2 separate regions of the Homo sapiens genome follow, and region 2 is linked to region 1. The links are chromatin contacts, found by Hi-C in ENCODE. All regions are on one chromosome and are shown on one strand. The core of a region is the stretch at or near the end of the contact, and the rest is flanking DNA. Distances in the headings are between cores, read along the strand shown.

Evidence for each region. A loop is a pair of places that touch in the nucleus more often than their neighbours do. Pooled maps may share reads with other maps.
Region 2: a map with no recorded cell type shows a loop between it and region 1 (5-fold over the local background). The contact joins two enhancer-like sites. A Hi-C loop is called at or near these places in 2 of 37 single-sample maps with no recorded cell type and 2 of 50 pooled maps.

Annotation. Positions count from the first base shown.
Region 1 is chr2:203,686,836-203,692,129 of GRCh38, reverse strand. No RefSeq gene overlaps it. Among named protein-coding and RNA genes, the nearest start is that of CD28, 17 kb to the left of the region's middle. Within about 2 kb of position 3,174, at least 10 of the 41 ENCODE cell types and tissues checked have a DNase peak (open chromatin) inside an H3K27ac peak, as active enhancers do.
Region 2 is chr2:205,704,592-205,709,885 of GRCh38, reverse strand. The region is part of intron 2 of NRP2 (neuropilin 2); the gene reads right to left. Among named protein-coding and RNA genes, the nearest start is that of NRP2, 25 kb to the right of the region's middle. RefSeq lists enhancers at 532-691, 983-1,759, 2,635-2,934, 3,145-3,284. Within about 2 kb of position 2,990, at least 31 of the 41 ENCODE cell types and tissues checked have a DNase peak (open chromatin) inside an H3K27ac peak, as active enhancers do.

The sequences.
Region 1 (5,294 bases), core at 1,925-4,424:
AGCTAATATATGCAATCTCTACTTCCTATGGGGAACTTAGGGCCAGCAGAGTATACTCCCCACACTTGCTTTTTGGCATTGGCATAAATACAACCTGTTTTCATGTACCAAATCCTATCATTACTATTAATAGTATTAATAATTATGATAACAATTATGGCCAAACTTTATCAAGCATTTGTTAGATGCTAGATATAGCACAAAGCTAAAAGCATCCCAGGTTTTTAAGCCTTAATTTTTCCTTTAAGTTTTAGAAAAAGCAGTAATTTTCTTTCTCCCTAAGTGACTATACTTCCATATCTTAATATATACACACACACAAAGCCTTTATTAACCTCTCATAGGTACAGGCGATAAAACTGAAGACTGTGTGCTTTCTCCTAGAAATATTGGAGGAAAAATAAAGGAACTTGGGGAGAAAAAAATACCTGAATCTGAGATGTTGCAAGATATCCAATAGTAAGGTAAAGAGCAAAAGTAAAGAGGCTACAGCCCAAGACAAGGTCCAAACAAATCTAATATTTGTCTGAGAATCCATCCAGAAACACCCATTAACACCGCAGTGCATATGATGTCATGTATACATTATCTTGAGGAAAATTCCAGGCTAAACTTGTTCTTACAGAATTTAGCTTCCATTATATTACAGATGGCTCAGATTTGGAATGACTGGTACTTGGCTCATCATTCTCTTCATTGAGGGGCCAGAATCAATAGTGGAAACACAAGGAAATCTCATCCCTTTCAGGAATCTAATCTAGGTTGACCTCTTGCACTGTTGTTCATTGTATGAAATTCACCCAGCTTTGCTATGTCAGATTGTTATAGAACTCTTCTGGAAAATTGGAATTGTGTAACTGGCCTCTAGGCAGAAAAAAATGAGAGTAGGAAGGCCTATAATGGCCTTGAAACTGCACTTGCTTACCTAAAAACCTGTGTTCAGTGACTATGACACAGCAGGTGTTGCTCTACACCATGATGCCAGGAGAGACTAAGGCAGTAAGAAGGCCCTAATTTGCCTGAAGAGGCTTCTCTGGCCAGAGGTGCTGAGTTGGAGGATAACGAAAACTGGCCAGATCAGCATGGCGAAGAGAGGGCCTTCCCTTCCAAGTAAAGTATACACTACTTGGAAAAGTTTTAAAGTGCATGGCTTGCTAAGGGAACCAACCACAAGGAGCTCAGTGTGGCTGGAACAGAAAGGACACTGAGGAAGGGCCCAGGAGGTGACAGGTAGTTGAGGCCAGTGACAAAGGACCTTTTATGCCTTGCTAAGCAGTTTGCTCTTCGTACTGAGAGCAATGAGGAACCCTCACGATATGGGTCAGCACACAGGTCTGGGTTGCCAGGACAGATCTAAGAGGCAGCAGCATATGAAAGCCAGGATTTCAAATAGGTTGAATCTCTTACAGCAGCTCCAACAGATTGAAATCAGCTGTCTGACTCACTGTGTTGAACAGGACTTCTGAAACTTCATATCAGTTCAATGGGAGCATAGGAAGGGGAGGAGGCGCATAGGAGATGGTACTCCTGGGACTCCCAGGTCAGGGTGAGAATAAAGCCATGAACCCAGATCAGATTGCAGGCAGCTCTTCCCCACCTGTCCCTTAAATCTTGGCATTTTTCCATTGTTGGAGTTCGAGGTGGCTAATAAATTACTCCTTCCTACTTGCTAATTCAGTTCTAAATCCTATAAGACAGACCAAGAAAGACAAAGGAGTCAGGCAGACAGAGAGGAAAATATCGCTGATAGAGGGCTACCCGAGAACGTGGCTGAGCCGTGCAGTCACAACAAGCACCCCAGAATTATTAGGCAGACCTACCCACCCATCACAGTTCTTGCCCAGAAACCACAGGTCCCACCTCCAGGGAGAGAGTCTTTACCACTAAGCTACCACATGGCCCAGAGCAGGACACTTGCTTTCTGCAGGGAGGCAGGTCCCCAAGGTGGGAGCAGGTGGCAGCAGGAGGCAGAGGGAGAAAGACTGAAGACATAAGCAGTAGAGGATAATTTGCAGGAGAAAAAAACGAGGCAATGAGAAATGGCCCTAGGACGCCAGATAATACTTTAGCATTCATTAAACAGGAGCAAGCTTCCTTTGAGACTATCACACTTGTCTAGGAAAACAGAAGTTATAGCAGTTATACATTAACTAGCGTTGATCAGGCACTTTTCAATTCACACATGTTATCTCACAGAACTACTGTATAGGAGTAATTATTATTATTCCATTTGATAGATGGAAAGATCTAGTAAGTAGCAGAAAAGGATTCAAACACAATCCTTCCAGTCTAAGATTGTAATCTTGGAAAAGCTGATGGATTCTTTGACTCTGGCTTCTTGCTCTTTGCGATTAAACCATCACTTCAGAATGAGCTTCCGCCAGACTGTGTGAATGAGTGAAAGGGGCATTATCAGAAACCATCGTTCGGTTTGTGTGGTGGAGGGTGGGAAGTGGAGGATGGGGGTGAGTGAATGGCCTCATTTGCCACCAGTGTATGTGTTCCCTTTTCTCTGCCACTTTGCCAACATCTGTTATTTTTTGACTTGTTAATAATAGCCATTTTGACTGATGTGAGATGGCATCTCATAGTGGTTTGATTTGCATTTCTCTGATGATTAGGGATGTTGAGGATTTTTTATATGCTTGTTTGCTGCATGTACGTCTTCTTTTGAGAAGTCTCTGTCCTTTGCCCAATTTGTAATGGGGTTGTTTCTTTTTTGCTTGTTGAATTATTTAAGTTCCTTATAGATTCTGGGCATTAGACCTTTGTCAGATGCAGTTTCTGAGTTTTTCTAGTTTTAAATTGTCTTGTGATACTAAGAAGAATTTTTATTTGATTAACTGGAGACAGACCCTGCTTGCAAGTTCAATTTCTAAAATACCTGAAGAAATGAACAAACATTTCTTCTTCCCTCTCTCTTTCCTCCCTTCAAGCTGCAGAAATAGAAGCATTTTAATTTCAGCAGAAGGGAGTGAAGGTGGAGTGTTTACTCTGGGTCCACCCTCAGACATTTGGGAAACAAGGCTAACTTCTCAGGGCTTGCTGGTGATGCTGTGTCTCTATTGAGAAATTCGGACTTCCTAAAAATAGCAACCATAAGGTGCTGAGCAATGAGGGGTGGCAGACAGGCTAGTGATTTGCATTCCGCTTGCAGATGTTGTCCCAGAGGACTCTGAGGCTACCGCCCAAGGGAATAGGGAGGGCTCTGGCTGGCTGAATGGACTTTCTCCAGGTCCTAGAGGTCAGAGTTTCGAGAAAATTATGTCCATTCTTTTCCCAGATCTCTACTTAGGGAAGGTTTATGGAAATGCACAATATGTACCCAAGATTGTGGGTTTGTTCTCGCAGATCTCTCTCTAAGCTCTCTAGATCTATTACTGTCTTTTTATTTCTCAGAAATTCAGTCTACAAGCTGGACAAAGTTATGTATGTGTTTCTGTGCAAGCATGAGGTTAAGTACTTATTGCCTTTTCCCTTTTTCTACTCAGTCAGTATGCAAAAAAAGTCTCATATGAAAGTGGATATGCGGGCATTTTGTCCCCAACATTCCTCTTACATCCACCTGGCAAGACTATGTCCAATAAGTCTGACAGCTCTTAACCTTTTTTGTGTCAGGGACCCCTTTGGTGGTCTGGAAGCCTAAAGACCCCTTCTCACAATCATGTTTTGAAATGCATAAAATAAAATACATTGGATTGCAAAGAAAACTGAAAGTTTTGAAATGTAGTTTTCAAATATTTTTTTAAAAACAAATGTTCATGATATAGTAATAAATATGCTTCATTAACATATTAAATCTAGCTATGGTATGATAACTACCATAATTTTTTTTTTTTGAGACAGAGTCTCGCTCTGTTGCCCAGGCTGGAGTACAGTGGCACAATCTCGGCTCACTGCAAGCTCCACCACCCAGGTTCATGCCATTCTCCTGCCTCAGCCTCCCAAGTAGCTGGGACAACAGGCCCCGCCACCACGCCGAGCTAATTTTTTGTATTTTTAGTAGAGACGGGGTATCACCATAGCCAGGATGGTCTCAATCTCCTGACCTCATGAGCCACCCGCCTCGGCCTCCCAAAGTGCTGGGATTACAGACGTGAGCCACCGCATCCAGCCGATAACTACCATAATTTTGAAGTAGTGGTAAGCATAAGTAATATTTTGAGATACTTGGAACAACTATAATGTGACATGAAAATATCTGTGATTCTATTGATGACAAAGTGACAAGTACTGCAAAAAATACTGTGGTTTGTTACTTAAATATATCATTGAAATGTTAAATTTCAGTTGGAGAGGATAATGAAAAGGAAGGTATAATTTTTTTCTCAACCAAGTTTACATTGGACACCTAGTTAAGAACCCCTGAATACATTAGTATATCCGGTTCCCATCAGCATCTCATCTACCCACACATGGATGGCACACACACATACACACTCACAAACACACACACGCACACTACTGCATTCCCTATGGTCTCAATACTGGAATCTGGCAGCATTTTAATGACAACCATAAAGGACACTTCCCAGATGGTTTATGCAGTGAAAGATCAAGGAGCAGAAAGGGCAAATAACATTGTAGACCTCAGTAGCAGAATTCTCTGTAGCCTCCAGTTCCAAATACTAGTTGGGTGTGGATGGCCGCTCCCAACCATGGTTTTCTCCTTTCCTCATGATACCTGGACCAGAATGATAAGCTCTGCAGTTTCACATGTACTTGTTTTACTCCCACATTTTAGATAAAGTCCAACATTCCATTCTACTTACTATTACTCAGCAAGGTAGAACATGTAGTATCTGAGATTACATGTGCAGTGGGAGGACCACACTCAAGCTCAGACCTCTTGCTGTGGATAATGATGTAAAGCTTCCTGAGCGCTCTGCAAACAGTCAACATCTACCATTTGATATACTGTCCTTGACAATAGATCCAAAAATCCTTAGAGGACTTCTGCCAGTTAGGACACACTCACCCCCTCACTCACTCTGCTATAGACTCATGGGCATTGTTCTCTAGCCTCTAAAACACCAATTTATTTTAGGCCTGAGGTCTTTAACATGAGTTTTTTTCCTCTAAAATGTTCTTCCCCTTTACTCATCCCAGGCCTTTTCCTTCCTCCTGACAGTTATTTCTCACCCCCTATGTACTTCCATTTCATCCTTACCTCAATATCTAGTTTATTTTTCATAACTGGCCACATAAAACATAATTATTTTATGTATTTTGTTTATTTGTCTGACTCTTCCATTAAAGGCTGAACTTTTTTTTTTTTTTTCTTGAGACAGAGT
Region 2 (5,294 bases), core at 1,741-4,240, 2.0 Mb before region 1:
TATATATCCATATGTGAACATATGGCCCATGGAGTGAGAAAGCAGCATCCCATATATTTATAAGCTCTTAAGTTATCATCTAGAGCACATATTCTTAAATGCGGGGATTTCTCCTAGGGCCTACACACAAGTGTAAGTGGGTTGGGGAAGCTCTATCTTTGTTTGCCGAAATTTTGTGTTTGTGAGTAGGCACATTTTTCTAGGGAAAAGGTCTGTGACAAAAGAAACGTTAAATTACTGTTAACGGAAACATACCTAAGAGGGTGTTGTGTAACCTGGGAAGTGTAGCATGTGGGCTTTGTGGACAGACCCAGTTACTTTCTGGCACTTGCTCATGGTGTGATTACAGACAAGGTATTTAACCTCTCTGAGTTTCAGTTTCATCATCTACAAAATGGACATAATAACAGTCTCCACCTTTGCGGGTGGTGGCAGGATTGCGAAGGTACATGCAGGCCCAGCACAGTGCCAGATGCCTTAAGGAAGCACCTGAGAGCCCCTGGCTATTTTTATTATTACCAGCATAAAACAAAACAGGATGGTGGATGTGGAGAAGAGAAGAGTTACACACACATGACACCTTGGGAGCCAGACAGGAGAAGATGAAACGAAAAGCACAGTTAGAGGCAGTCTCAATACCCTGCTTCTTGGGGCTGGGTTTCTAAAAAATCATCCCCCTGCACAAATCCATCAACAGTGTTTCAGACACTTGAGTTTTCGAGATTTTATTTCAAACTTGTGTTTCTGAGCCCAGGCTATGTTCAAAACCACCCGTCCTCCATCTGCTGTCTTAGATAGCAAGGTGCTCAAGCTCCCAAGAGGCTGGTGAGTTAATGCATATCAATGGGTCAGCACAGTGTATGGCACACAGTACATGCTCCATGAATAGCCATTTGTTGTTACTGCTGCTGTTATTCTTGTTTGCTATTTAACGCCAAGGGCTCAAACAGTTACCAAACTCTGTATTTGTTTGGGTATCTGCATCAGTACCAAGCGCCTTTTTAATAGTGGCTGTTTGCAGTTGTATTTTCTTCCTTCATTTCTTCCCACCACAAATCGCTGATATTTTGAGCTTCTTATCCACAATCCCCTCACAACCAGGGTCACCATGGCTCTTCAGAAAGGAGGAAGTCTGACCACCCACCAAAGGAAGTACACGGAGAGAATAACCCAAAACAAACTGAAGGAATTATTCCAAAAAACCTTGAAGGCAAGAAAATGGAAACGACAAATAACATCTATTTATAATTGCTGGCTCTTTTTCCGCAAAGGCCCTGCGATGATGGTGAGGGCCCCGCCAATCTCATTGTTCCTCATGGAGCAGGCTGCCAAGAATGCCTCCTGACGTGAGGAAGGAGGCCACTCCAGACAACGCATCTGATAAGTCTCTCTGAAGGTGAACTTTCAGAGAATTAAGGGCACGCAACAAAGCCTCCCCAACTTCTGCACTGGTCCTTTGGGTGAATACCATTTCCCTCGCTGACCTGGCTGGCCAGCAAGGCGCATTCCTGAGGCCGTGTGGTCACGGGTCTGCTCTGCTTCTGGACCAGCACACACACTGGAGGCCACTTGGATGAAACATGTTTGCTTATGTAAGGAATGGTTTTCTAGGCAACCGGTGCCAATGTGAAGTTTAAGGCTTTGGGGGCAGGCTGCTTTCAGCATGAGTGTTGGGTCTTTCGTTGGTCTGCTCTGTGTCTATAAAATCCTCACCCTCTGCAGTCAACTTAAAGGGCCCCTTGGTAGCATTCTGGAATGATACCAGAGTGCAAAGGAAGAGTAGTCCACAATTTCTTTCCATTTCTGTTTTTCTCAGCGGCAGCAGCAGCACTAGCAGGTGTAAAGGTGAATCCCAGCAGGGCCAGGACTTACTAAATTTTCCTACGCTGGCCTGGATCAATCATGCTTGTGTGCCTCAGTTGGCCTCATTTGACAAAAGGGAACAGGAATCATGCCTTTGTGCCCGGTGGGGCTGCCTGCATGGGTGGTCACTGAAGGGCAATCAGAGCACAGCGTCTGGGGCCCCTGGTGTGCTGGCAGTGCCCCTTTACTCGGCAGGGTGAACAGTTCCCTCCGGAATAGGTGTTCACACTAATTCTGGCTCCCAGGGGATCCAATTGTGAGGGCAAATCATAACTTCCCCGTCTGTCCAAAAAACGGGAGCCTGCTGGGAACGGAAGTGTACTGGGCACCAGGGAATCCACCACAGCAACAGAAAAGTCCTTTTTGTTTTTCCAGGGATTTAGGCTCCATATCATTTTTCTATTCCTCTTTGCTGGCATCCAGCCTCCCTAACAAAACTTGGAAGATGCAAAACTCATCTGAAAAACGTGCCATGCAGAAATCCAAGTAGGGGACAGTTTGGGAGTAGGTGGCAGGTGTGATGGGCCTCCCTTTTAGAGTTCATTTACTTGGAGCTTCAGATTACAGAGCTTGGAGCTTCTCCTGGCTCCAGGGGCAAACTTGTCACTACTGTGCAAAAAACACCATGGTGTGGAAATGATGGGCCTGCACTAATGTCCAAGCAGGAAAGGGCTGCTGCCACGCCAGGGCGGAGATTCTGAATCTAGCACTCAGGGGCCAGTCAGCTGGAACCGCTTCCGTTTGTGACTATGCTTTCGACAGCTGCATTCTGAAGCATCATGCTGCACAGGCAGCCCGGGCCATGTGAGGCATGTTAAAGCATTCACCTTCTCTCCCCATCCCAGAAATGCCCTTTCCATTCTGAGAGAACAGGTTGGGGTTTGTTGGGGGTGGAAGAAGCAAGCATTTAGGAATGTTGGGTGCTCCTGGCTAGAGCCTCATAAGACCATGAAGAAAGATGTTTAGAAAGGACATGAGCTTCTACAAGAAAGGGAACCAGATTACAGGAAGTCTCTAAGCAGGATGGGAGCTGTGTGAGTCAGACCTTGAAGGATCTTTATTCATCTCACAGCCAGAAGCAGGCTGTTTGTTTTGCGCACAGAGCTTCTGGCTGGTTGGCCACAATATTGTAGCGACCAGTGGAGGCCCTGGCAGTGTGGGAGGAGGCATCAGTGCCGGGGATGAGCTTCAAGAGCCACGTGTGTATAAAGGCCCAGGCAGTGAAGAGTACAGCAGAAAAGGCCCCCAAGAAGATAACTCAGTACCCCACCATTTAACCCAGCAGCCTGCCCTGAGGCTTGGACTAAATCTTGTATCTGCTTGGACCTCAGTTTCCCAGCAGATGACCCCCCAAAATAATAGTTTCTTACCCTCCTACCACTCTCAAAAGATGACACATAGATAAATCGCTTTGAACTTTTAGATGAAAGGTGCTGTATAAACCTGAGGTCTCATCAACTGTAATTGTTACAGTAATTATTTTAATGATAATAATGATGATAATGGGAGAGGGGGGTCGGGTGGGGACGAAACCTCCTACTTTGAGACAAAGAAAATCTCTTCCATTAAAACCTGCATCACGAATCCTTCTGCTCCAAGCTCTCAACCATCTCTTTCAAACTGCCAGTTCCTGGGCTGAAATATTATTTATTCCTTTCCTTTCCAATAAAACAATTATTTGTTCCACCATTTCCCCCCTCGTTCACTCTCCGGTGTGTCTGGCTTCGTCCTGACAGCTCGGCCACGGACTGTTTACATGTCTCGCTCACCCTCCAAGACTCTGGTTCAGCTCCATTGACACTAAAGGCAGGCGAATTCTCTCGGTGTGAGGAATCAATTACTTCCGCTGACACTCTATTACTGGCCCTCACATCTTTGGACTCCAGATGGAGAGTGAAGGTGGTGGTGAGGATGGCAGGGAATTTGAAGAGGATGGTGAGCGGGGCTGTGGGGGGATTGGGGGAGTAGGAGGTAGGTGACAGGGAGGCAGAGAGAGACGATGGACTGAGAGGCCTCTGGCTTGTATTTAAAGACACAGAAAGAGATCTCTCTCCTTGACTGCCCCGCTGGCATCCGGAGGTGACTGCATGGCAGGAAGAGGCAAAGAAAAGGAATAAAAAGAGAAAAGGAAAAGAAAAGGCTTGTCAAGGATATCTAAAGAAATCAGAGAGGCCCCAAATACCTAAGCACTGGGACAGCAGATGACAGCTCCAAGCAGATTGACACAGGTATACAAAGGCAGCTTTGGGCTGCCTGGCTTCAAACCCAGCCCCACGATTACTATCTGTGTGATCTCTCAGGGCCTCAGTATCTACATCTGTTAAATGGGATAATAGTAGTACCAGTACCAGCTGTGGCGGTTAAACATAGAAAACTTAGGGTAGGACCTGATGTCTGGCAAGAGTTCAATAAATGTTTGCTATTGTTGTCTAATTTTGAGAGTTCCTCCACGTGACCCACAAACATACAGTTGAGTCCCCAGTGGGAAAAAGTAGAAAAATATTAGAGACTGCCAAGATGCTTGGCTACAAAGCTCGAAAAGAGGCATAAAAAAAGTCATGCTTTTCTGCTGCCCTCCCAAACCTAAGCCCAACTCACATTTCTTTCTCCTTTTCCTTTTCCTTCTTCTTTTTAGAAAATTTTATTTTGACCCAGCTAACATTTTTCAGGGATTCTCCTTCTAGGAAAAAAATTTTGATTATGTAAATTAAATACAACCATCTACTCTGCAATCAACTGAGATGAGTTGTGAGGCACGATGTCCCATAATGAAGGACGATTACAGAAGCTCTTTTCTGGAAGGAAAGACAAGGGCAGCTGATATCTTTTTTTTTTTTTTCTGGAATTATTTATCCAGGCAGAAGTATAAGAATGGAATTAAATTATCTTTTGAGTTTCTCTTAATCCAAAGGCTTAAATCCCTTGCCAGTAAAAAGGACAAAACAAAAAGAATATAAATTTTTTTCTATAGGACTCATGACTCCAGGAAAATACACAAATCCCTTTTTAGAAAAATCTGATGTTTTCACTTGGTATATTTCCATCTCTTCTTTATCCCCTCCACACCTGGAGCTCCCACTGAATTTCTTAAGACAGACTCTCAGCCGGTGTAATTAGATGGGAGAATTACATGGAGTTACATGGGGTGAGATGCTGGCCCTCTGGGATCTCTGGGTTCGGAGAAGGTGCCAGGGTGGAGAGGCAGAACAAGTGGGATTGTGCATGATAACATCTCAAGTGATTTTCTCAGTCAGAAGATAAAGCATATTGTTAAGAAGGGCATCTACAGCGAAGCTTGCATTGAGACAGTTACAATTGCAACACTCATTTTTAAAAACAAACTGCCCAAAGTAATTCCAGCTGCGTTTTAACCTTGGTAAGAGGAGAACAGTCTGTGAGTTGTTTTTCCCCCTGATCCATGGGTGAGGTGG